2 separate regions of the Homo sapiens genome follow, and region 2 is linked to region 1. Evidence: read pairs that join two places in POLR2A ChIA-PET (ENCODE). Cell type or tissue: Caco-2. All regions are shown on one strand. Links, peaks and the distances in the headings refer to the core of each region. The heading gives the core; the rest is flanking DNA. Region 1 overlaps INTS4 (integrator complex subunit 4). Region 2 overlaps RSF1 (remodeling and spacing factor 1).

Evidence for each region. Peaks named below come from ENCODE experiments on the same cell type or tissue, not always from the same donor. Only the 100,000 strongest peaks of a DNase experiment are listed, where the experiment ranks them.
Region 2: POLR2A ChIA-PET joins it to region 1 with 9 read pairs; 2 of 35 experiments call an interaction of 5 or more read pairs at or near these places.

The regions. Positions count from the first base shown.
Region 1 is chr11:77,946,898-77,952,279 of GRCh38, forward strand. The region is part of intron 8 of INTS4 (integrator complex subunit 4); the gene reads right to left. Among named protein-coding and RNA genes, the nearest start is that of INTS4, 45 kb to the right of the region's middle. In Caco-2, for the core only: no CTCF peak of the experiment used is centred there; no DNase peak of the experiment used is centred there.
Region 2 is chr11:77,750,288-77,755,669 of GRCh38, forward strand. All of the region lies in intron 2 of RSF1 (remodeling and spacing factor 1), which reads right to left. Among named protein-coding and RNA genes, the nearest start is that of RSF1-IT1, 13 kb to the left of the region's middle. RefSeq lists enhancers at 2,911-3,495, 3,496-4,079. In Caco-2, for the core only: no CTCF peak of the experiment used is centred there; a DNase peak (open chromatin) is centred at 2,454.

The DNA.
Region 1 (5,382 bases), core at 70-5,069:
AATGAAATCAGGAAAACATTCATGATCCGAATGAGAAATTCAACAGAAATCAATATCATAAAAAAGAACCAAACAGAAATCTTGGAACTGAAGAATTTAATGAAAAAAATAAAAATAGTATACAATTGAGAGCTTCAACAATAGACTAGGATCAAGCAGAAGAAAGAATTTCTGACCTTGAAGACAGGTCTTTCGAAATAACCCATTAAGAGGAAAAAAAAAAAACAAGTAAGAATAAAAAAGAAAGCCTTGGAACATATGGGACATCAACAGGCAAACAAATACTTGCATTGAAGATTGCCTGATGGAGAAGAGAAAGAGAAAGGCACAGAAAACCCATTTGATGAAATGATAGCTGAAAACTTGCCAAGTAGTGGGAGAAATACGGACATCCAGATTCAGGAAGTTCAAAGGTTCACAATTACATTCAACCCAAAAAGATCCTCTCCAAGGTACATTATAATCAAACTATCGAAAGTCAAAGAGTAAGACTTTCAAAGCTGCAAGACAAAATTGTCAAGAGAATCTCCATTACTATCAACAGATTTCTCAGCAGAAACCTCGCAGACCAAGAGAGAATGGGATAGAATTAATATATTCAAGGTATTGAATGCTACAGCTAGAAACAAAAGGACAATAATCACTATCATAAAAACACACAAAAGTATAAAACTCACCAGTAAAGGCAAACTCATAAATCAAACAGATCAAACCCCAGTGATACAATATGTCATATAAAATTTTCAATCTGCTAGTATGAAGGTTAAATTCAAAATGGTCAAAAACTACAACAGCTACAAATAGTAGCTAAGGAACACATAACAGATGAAGAAGAAAATTAAGGCAACAAAAATATAAATTGAAGTGGGGAGGGAAAAAATCTAGGGTCCTTTTATGTAACCAAAGTTGAGTTGCTATCAGCTTAAAACATTCTATTGTAACTGCAAGACTTTTTTTTTCCCCCTTGAGACAGTCTTACTCTGATGCCCATGCTAGAGCATAGTGGCCTGATCACGGCTCACTGCAGCCTCAATCTTCCAGGCTCAAGTGATCCTCCCACCTCAGCCTCCTGGGTAGCTGAGACTACAGATGTGTGCCACCATGCCCAGCTGATTTCTTTTTTCTTTATTTAGTAGAAACGAGGTCTCACTATGTTGCCCAGGCTGGTCTCAAACTCATGAGCTCAAGTGATCTGCCTGCCTCAGCCTCCCAAAGTGCTGGGATAATAGGCAAGAGCCACCACACCAGCCTAACTGAAGACTCTGTAGTAACTATGTAGAAAAAAGTTACAGCAGATACACAAACAAGAAAGAGAATGAAAATAAAGCGTGGCCCCACAGAAAACCACTAAATCAGAGGTAAACAACAAGAAAGGAAGACAAGAACAAAGGATCTCCAAAATTACTTTTTGGTAATTAACAAAATGGCAGGAATAAGATCTTATCTATCAATAACAATCTTGAATATAGCTGGGCGCGGTGGCTTATGCCTGTAATCCCAGCACCTTGGGAGGCCAAGGCAGGCGAATCACTTGAGGCCAGGAGTTTGAGACCAGCATGGCCAACATGTCAAAACCCGTCTCTAATAAAAATGCAAAAAAATTAGTTGGGCATGGTGGCACATGCCTGTAATCCCGGTACTGGGGAGGTTGGGGCACGAGAACCACTTGAACCCAGGAGGTGAAGGTTGCAGTGAGTTGAGATCACACCAGTGCATTCCAGCCTAGGTGACGGAGTGAGACCCTGTCTCAAAGAAACAAAAAAAAAAAAACAAAAAAAAAAAAGAAGAAGAAGAAGAAGGAAAAAATCTTGAATATAAATGGATTAAGTTCTTCAATTAAAAGGTACACTACAGCCTGGGCAACAGAGAGACAGACACCCTGTCTCAAAGAAAGAAAAAAAAAAAAAGGTATACATTGGTTGAATAGATTAAAACACAAAATCTAAGTATACATTGCCTAGAAGAAACACACTTCACAAGCAAGAATTAAAACATATACCAAAACCTACGGTATGCAACAAAAGCAGTTCTAAGAGATAAGTGTACAGCAATAAATGACTACATCAAAAAAGAAGAACAATCTGGTTTTTAGTTTTTTTTAGCGACAGTTTCGCTGTTATCCAGGCTGGAGTCCCCAGGAGTTTGAGGTTGCTGTGAGCTATGACTGTGCAATCGCGGAACCGCACTCCAGCCTAGGCAACAGAGCAAGACCCTGACTTAAAGAAGAAAATAAAAAAAGAATAAAATCTTGTCATTTGCCACATCGATAAACCTGGAGGACATCATGTAAAGTGAAATAAGCCAGACATGGAAAGGCAAATATTGCATGATCTAAGACTTAAACATAAGACCTAAAACCATAAAAACCCTAGAAGAAAACCTAGGCAATACCATTCAGGACATAGGCATGGGCAAAGACTTCATGACTAAAACACCAAAAGCAATGGCAACGAAGCCAAAATTGAGAAATGGGATCTAATTAAACTAAAGAGCTTCTGCACAGCAAAAGAAACTATCATCAGAGTGAACAAGCAACCTACAGAATGGGAGAAAATTTTTGCAATCTATCCATCTGCCAAAGAGCTAATATCCAGAATCTACAAAGAACTTAAACAAATTTACAAAAAAAAAAAAAAAAACCATCAAAAAGTGGGTGAAGGATATGAACAGACACTTCTCAAAAGAAGACATTTATGTGACCAACAAACATATGAAAGAAAGCTCATCATCACTGGTCATTAGAGAAATGCAAATCAAAACCACAATGAGATACCATCTCACACCAGTTAGAATGGCAATCATTAAAAAGTCAGAAAACAACAGGTGCTGGAGAGGATGTGGAGAAACAGGAACACTTTCACACTGTTGGTGGGAGTGTAAATTAGTTCAGCCATTGTGGAAGACAGCATGGCGATTCCTCAAGGATCTAGAACCAGAAATACCATTTGACCCAGCAATCCCATTACTGGGTATATACCCAAAGGATTATAAATCATTCTACTATAAAAACACATGCACACGTATGTTTATTGCAGCACTGTTCACAACAGTAAAGACTTAGAACCAACCCAAAGGCCCATCAATGATAGACTGGACAAAGAAAATGTGGCGCATATACACCATGGAATACCATGCAGCCACAAAAAAGGATGAGTTCATGTTCTGTGCAGGGACATGGATGAAGCTGGAAACCATCATTCTCAGCAAACTAACACAAGAACAGAAAACCAAATACCGCATGTTCTCACTCATAAGTGAGAGTTGAACAATGTGAACACATGGACACAAGGAGGGAAACATCACACACCAGGGACTGTCAGAGGGTGGGGGCTGGGGGAGGGACAGCATTAGGAGAAATACCTAATGTAGATGATAGGTTGACGGGTGCAGCAAACTACCATGGCACATGTATACCTATGTCACAAACCTGCATGTTCTGCACATGTATCCCAGAACTTAAAGTATTAAAAAAAAAATTGATATCATAGAGGCAGAGAGTATAACAGTGGTTAGCAGACACTGGGGAGGGGAGGGAGTAGGAGAGAATGGGAAGAGACTGGACAACAGATACAAAGTCACAATGAAGAGAAATAAATTCTGGTGTTCAACTGCACATAAAGGTGACTATGATTAACAGTAAAATATTGTATATTACAAAATATACAATATTATAGCTGCAAGAGAGGCTGTTGAAAGTTCATGACAAAGAAATGATAAATGTATGAGGTGATAACTATACTAACTATCCTGATTGGATTAATATTCAACATAGATGTGTATCAAAACATCAACTTGTGCCCCATATATACAATGTGTCAATTTTTGTTTGTTTGTTTTATTATACTTTAAGTTTTAGGGTACATGTGCACAACGTGCAGGTTAGTTACATATGTACACATATGCCATGTTGGTGTGCTGTACCCATCAACTGGTCATTTAACATTAGGTATATCTCCTAATGCTATCCCTCCCCCCTCCCCCCACCCCACAACAGGCCCTGGTGTGTGATGTTCCCCTTCCTGTGTCCATGTGTTCTCATTGTTCAATTCCCACCTATGAGTGAGAACAGGCGGTGTTTGGATTTTTTGTCCTTGTGATAGTTTGCTGAGAATGATGGTTTCCAGCTTCATCCATGTCCCTACAAAGGACATGAACTCATCATTTTTTATGGCTGCATAGGATTCCATGGTGTATATGTGCCACATTTTCTTAATCCAGTCTGTCATTGTTGGACATCTGGCTTGGTTCCAAGTCTTTGCTATTGTGAATAGTGCCACAATAAACATACATGTGCTTGTGTCTTTATAGCAGCGTGATTTATAATCCTTTGGGTATAGACCCAGTAATGGGATTGCTGGGTCAAATGGTATTTCTAGTTCAAGATCCCTGAGGAATCGCTACAGGTACCAAAAGAGAGAGATAGACCAATGGAACAGAACAGAACCCTCAGAAATAATGCCGCATATCTACAACCATCTGATCTTTGACAAATCTGACAAAAACAAGAAATGGGGAAAGGATTCTCTATTTAATAAATGGTGCTGGGAAAACTGGCTAGCCATATGTAGAAAGCTGAAACTGGATCCCTTCCTTACACCTTATACAAAAATTAATTCAAGATGGATTAAAGACTTAAATGTTAGACCTAAAACCATAAAAATCCTAGAAGAAAACCTAGGCAATACCATTCAGGACCCAGGCATGGGCAAGGACTTCATGTCAAAAACACCAAAAGCAATGGTAACAAAAGCCAAAATTGACAAATGGGATCTAATTAAACTAAAGAGCTTGTGCACAGCAAAAGAAACTACCATCAGAGTGAACAGGCAACCTACAGAATGGGAGAAAATTTTTGCAATCTACTCATCCGACAAAGGGCTAATATCCCGAATCTACAATGAACTCAAACAAATCTACAAGAAAAAAACAAACAGCCCCATCAAAAAGTGGGCGAAGGATATGAGCAGACACTTCTCAAAAGAAGACATTTATGCAGCCAAAAGACACAGGAAAAAATGCTCATCATCACTGGCCATCAGAGAAATGCAAATCAAAACCATAATGAGATACCATCTCACACCAGTTAGAATGGCAATCATTAAAAAGTCAGGAAACAACAGGTGCTGGAGAGGATGTGGAGAAATAGGAACACTTTTACACTGTTGGTGGGACTGTAAACTAGTTCAACCAATGTGTCAATTTTTTAAAATTAATTAATTTTTAATGAAAGATTGTACACAAATCACTTGATCACAGGTTTATCTACTGGAGAGCTGGAGTAGAGCAGCTTTACCTCTTAGCTTGCACAGAGATACTAATAAAGCAGCAGGGCCTTAACTGGCCAATCCCAATGTGTAACTGGATACTCACCAGGAAAGGATT
Region 2 (5,382 bases), core at 79-5,078, 200 kb before region 1:
AATAATTTAGGCACTATAGGCCATAGAGTCTCTCTTGTATCTATTCAAACCTACTATCATGGTGCAAAATCAGCCATAGAATATACATAAATGAACAGGCATGGCTGTATTCCCGTAACACTTTGTTTATGGATAATGAAATTTGAATTTCATAGAATTTTTACATGTCACCAAATATTATTCTTCTTTTGAGTTTTTCTCCCAATCATCTAAATATGTAAAAACCATTCTTAGCTTTTTGAGACAGGTACCAGGCAGGATGTGGCTCATGAGCTATAATCTGCCTAGGGAGCCAGAAATTAGCTGTGTCTATCAGAGACTGTCTATAACGGTGAATTCTTGGGTCCTGGAAGCAACCAGATCCTAATTACATTGGTAATTCATATTAATTCCCCATGCTCCAACTTGTTTCTGACCAAGAAGCGTTATAATTATAATTTGGTTTTACATGCAATTTCTCTTGAGGGAGAGAATGTTCTAATATCTAAAACATGAACAATTTGACATAACATTCGTACCTATTATCACCATAAATCATTATTCTATAATACTTGTTCTTTGTTTGATTATCTATAAATCTAGCTGATAGGTCAGGTCCTATTGCGTTCTCCTGCTTGGTGCCTGAGGGACAACCATTCTCCTGACACAACACCAGAATCAATGTTTGGTGCCTGCAAGGGTGAAAGTCAAATATTTGGCCAGGGAGGCATCCTGGCCACCAGTCTACTGCCATTCCAATACCCCTTACATCTTTTCCTCCTAACCTCTACATACAGGTAAACAAAGTGGAGGATGAGGATGGAAAATGTTGGGCAGAGGAAAGGAAGGGAGCTTTTTTAAAGGTTCCGTATCAGCTCAATATATATAGGAAAGGTGACTTCACATGCCTACAGAGCAAATACATAGACTTTATCTCAGTGGGATCATTAACTTATTTATCTTGGATTTACATAAACAATCAAAGTAACAATAATTCTTTTGGATAACTCATAAGAAATTTAAAAAGAGGGTGTGAAATGGCTTCTAAGAGCCTAAGATCTCATCCCTGGGGGCAGCTAGCCCCACTTAAGTTCCAGTCTGGAAAAACCCAAGGCTCTCAAAGGAATTTACTTCTGATTCCAGCCAACATCTGAAGACAGGTCGCAGACCTCCCCTTCCCATTTATTAAACAAATTTAAAATTGTAAATCCTTCTTCTGTCCCCTTGAGATGCATATGTATTTCCTAAGACCCAGAATATCTTTCTGAAGGACCTGAAGGCCATTCCTTTGAAATATAACCAACAGACAGGGCCTCGGTCTACCAGTCTCTGTGAGAGGGCAGATGCCTAATTTCCATTAATGCTACTTAGAAGACAGAAATGACATAATCACAGAAGGTCAACAACGCTCTTAGCTTCTTTTTAAATTTTTCACTTCCATAACTTGACTAAAGCTCCCCCATTCCTCCCACTCCTCTCCCTATTCCCTCTTTCTCCTTTATAAACACCCAGTCACCTCTGCACAAATTCGAACACAGCACAGCTCCTTCCTGTACTGCGATAGTTACTGAATAAAATCTGTCTTTATCAGCTTTAACTAGTGTCAGGCTTTATCTTTCACAAGAGGAATCCTTGGAGATCATTTAGATCCAAATCCTTATTTTACAATTGAGAAACATAAAGTTGAAAGAGATTCACTTAACCAGTGACTCCACAAATATTACTATGTGCAGACTATATGGCAGTAACTAGTCTAGGAGCTCAGATACCATGGTGAAAAAGACAACCCATTCAAACTGATACAGGAGATAGAAAGAAATTATTTAGACAGACAGCGAGGGCAAAAGTCCTCAGCAGAACTTCCCTTCTAACAAAAAGCAGCCCAAGAAGTTATTTATTTTTCTAATAAAGAGCAGCCTGAAAAATCGAGCTGCAAACATAAATATGGAAGCTGAAAGGTTGCAAGGTGGAATGCTGGCAGCTGTGCCAATAGAAAAGGGCTACCTGGGGGCCAGGCATGTCCACCATGGACACTCCATCTTCCCTTTTTTGTTAGCACGTATACGGTAAGAAAGAAAGGGGGAACATGGCACAGCTCAGGCTGAAAATCCGCCTGCATAATAAAAGACTAAGGTGGGGGATGCCAGAAATTCGCTCCTATGCGAACGGCACACCTATTCTTAACTGTTTTTTCACGCCCGCCCTATGTAGATTAGACACCACCTCCCCATCAATTCATCTATAAAACCCCTTGCATTTCACCATGGAATGGCAATCCATTTTTCTGGGACCCCTCTCTGTAGCTGAGAGCTATTCTCTCTTTTGCCTATTAAACTTCCACTCTTAACCTCACTCTCTGTGTATCTGAGTCCTTGATGTCCCTGGCTGTGAGACAATAAACCTTGGATGTCGCCCCAGATGAGGTCGCAAACTGTCAGAGGTACTGAACCAGGGCAGCTTCATCTTGAATAGGGGCTGAGTAACATAAGACTGAGACCTACTGGGCTGCATTCCCAGGAGGTTAAAGCATTCTAAGTCACAGGATGAGATAGGAAGTCGGCACAAGATAAAGGTCATAAAGACCTTGCTGATAAAACAGGTTGCAGTAAAGAAGCCACCCCAAACCCCCCAAAACCAGGATGGCCACAAGAATGACCTATGGTTGTCCTCACTGCTACATTCCCACCAGCACCAAAACAGTCTACAAATGCGATGGCAACACCAGGAACAATTTTTACCCTATATGGTCTAAAAATGAGAGGCATGAATAATCCACCCTTTGTTTAGCATATAATCAAGAAATAACCATAAAAATGGGCAAGCAGCAGCCCTCAAGGCTGCTCTGCCTATGGAGTAGCCATTCTTTTATTCCTTTATTTCTTAATAAACTTGCTTTCATTTTACCTTATAGATTTGCCTCGAATTCTTTCTTGTGCAAGCTCCAAGAACACTCTCTTGGGGTCTGGATTGGGACCTCTTTCTGGTAACAAAATCGCCTTTGCAAAAATTATACTAGCGAAAAAATTATGACAATGGGGGAGATCTAATCTAGCCAACTCCCATCTTGCCTTTAATCTGCCCTTAATTATTCCTGGGCTTAAACTTTGGGAGACATTTAGTTTACAATTTAAATGACAATGGCCCTTCCCCAAAACTCAACTGCCTTTGTAAAGCTAATGAGACACCACTAGGCTAGGAGGATAGAGGAGCCTGAACTGGCTAAGGTGTGCAAACTTGTCCAACGCGTGGCCCACAACAGGACGGTTTTAAATGAGGCCCAATACAAATCTGTAAACTTTCTTAAAACATGAGAATTTTTGTGATTTTTAAAAGCACATCAGCTATCATTCATGTTAGTGTATTTTATGTGTGCCCCAAGGTAACTCCTCTTCTTCCAATGTGGCCCACAGAAGCCAAAAGATTGGACTCCCCTGGTAGAGGTAAAGGATTGCCAGCCATTATTCAGAAGGTAACAAGACATGCAACTTCTCCAATTATTCCTGCAGATAACATCACTATTGTACAACCTAAGATTGGCCTTTTAAGAGGTCTTTCCAGGTTTGTTGTATGTCTGATAACCAGTGGCTCCACGTGGACCTGCCAATCTGTGGCCCCACCCAGCAACGACCAAGTATGCAGGAAGACCATTTCTCTTGCACCCCCAACCAATAAGCAGTAAGCACCCATTGCCTAGCCACCCAACTCCTTCCCCTAAACTGTGTTTGAAAAACCCTAGCCCCCAAATGCTAGAGGAGACTAATTTGAATAATAATTATGACTCTGGTCTTCCCTTTAGATGATTCTATCTTGGTAAAACTCTTCCACTATTGCAATTCAGCTGCTCTACATGGGCAGGGGGCATTGATTGGGTAGTTCTACCATCATGATGGAGGTTATATCCTATGAGGCAGTCAAACAGGAAAACTAGTAAGAAAATATCAAGCACTAAAAATAATATGCTGAAAATAAAAAAGAGTAATGTGATACAGAAAGTTTAAGTACTACTCTGGATCGGGTGCTTACTGACAGCCTCAATAAAAAGTTGACATTTGAGACTGGGGTAGGTGACTCATGCCTGTAATCCCAACACTTTGGGAGGCTGAGGTAGGAGGATCACTTGAACCCAGGAGTTTGAGACCAGCCTGGGTAATGTAGGGAGACTCTGTGTCTACTAAAAATTTTAAAAATTAGGGCTTGGTATGTGGTGATTCACTCCTGTAATCCCAGCACACTGAGAGACCAAGGCAGGAGGATTGCTTGAGCCCAGGAGTTTGAGACCAGCCTGGGCAACATGGCAAAACCCTGTCTCTACAAAAAATTAGCCAGGCATGGTGGTGCAGGCCTGTAGTCCCAGCTAAGGTTGTGGGGTGGGGGTGAGGGGGTGGGGCTGAGGCAGAAGCCAGGGAGATGGTGGCTGCAGTGAGCTGAGGTCACACCACTGCACTCCAGTCTAGGTGACAGTGAGACCCTGTGTCGAAAAAAAAGAAAACCCCCAAAAAACAAAAACTAAAACTAACAGAATTAGCCAGGTATGGTGGCTCATGTGTGTAGTCCCAGCCTGGTATAGCGGTACACATCTATAATCCTAGCTACTAGGGAGGCTGAGGCAGGAGGATTGCTTGAGCCCAGGAAGTCAAGGTTGCAGTGATCCAAGATCTTGCCACTGCACTCCAGCCTGGTTGCCACAGTGAGACCCTGTCTCAAAAAACAAAAAAGACCAGTGTAAATTAACTAGACTAAGGAGGAAAGTGGCAAAAGATATGGTAAAATAGGTAACCAAAGGCCAAATTATGTAGGTTAGGGTAAGGAATTAAGATTCTATTTCAAATATGATGGGATATCACTAAAGGATTTTAAATAAGGGGAAAATAGTATGATCTGATTAATGCTTCATTTGAAATCATGGCTGCTATGTAGAAAATGGATTGCAGAGGAGCAAGAAGGGGAAACTAGGAAACCAACCTGAAGGCCAATGGTGGCATGCATTATGAGGGTAGTGGGGATCAGAGAGAAGTAAGCTGTGGTTTGGAGGTAGAATTATCAGGACAGCTGATGGAACAGATGTGGAGGGTGAATGGAAAGAAAAATCAAGGGTGACCCCTGGATTTATCAAGGTTCCTTGGCTTGAACAAACAGGAAAAATGCTTTTAACTAAGGTATTAAAATTGGGAGAAGGAAGTTAATGAGAGATTTGTTTGTACATAAAGATGATGGTATGTATCAGACATCTAAGAAATGTGTTGCTGAAAGTCATTCAGAGATCTTCTGACTGGGTCACATTGTCTTTACTCAAACCTTTCAAATCTGAATCAAGAAGATTTTTTTTTTTTTGAGATAGAGTCTTGCTCTGTTGCCCAGGCTGGAGTGCCATGGAGTGATCTCAGCTCACTGCAACCTCTGCCC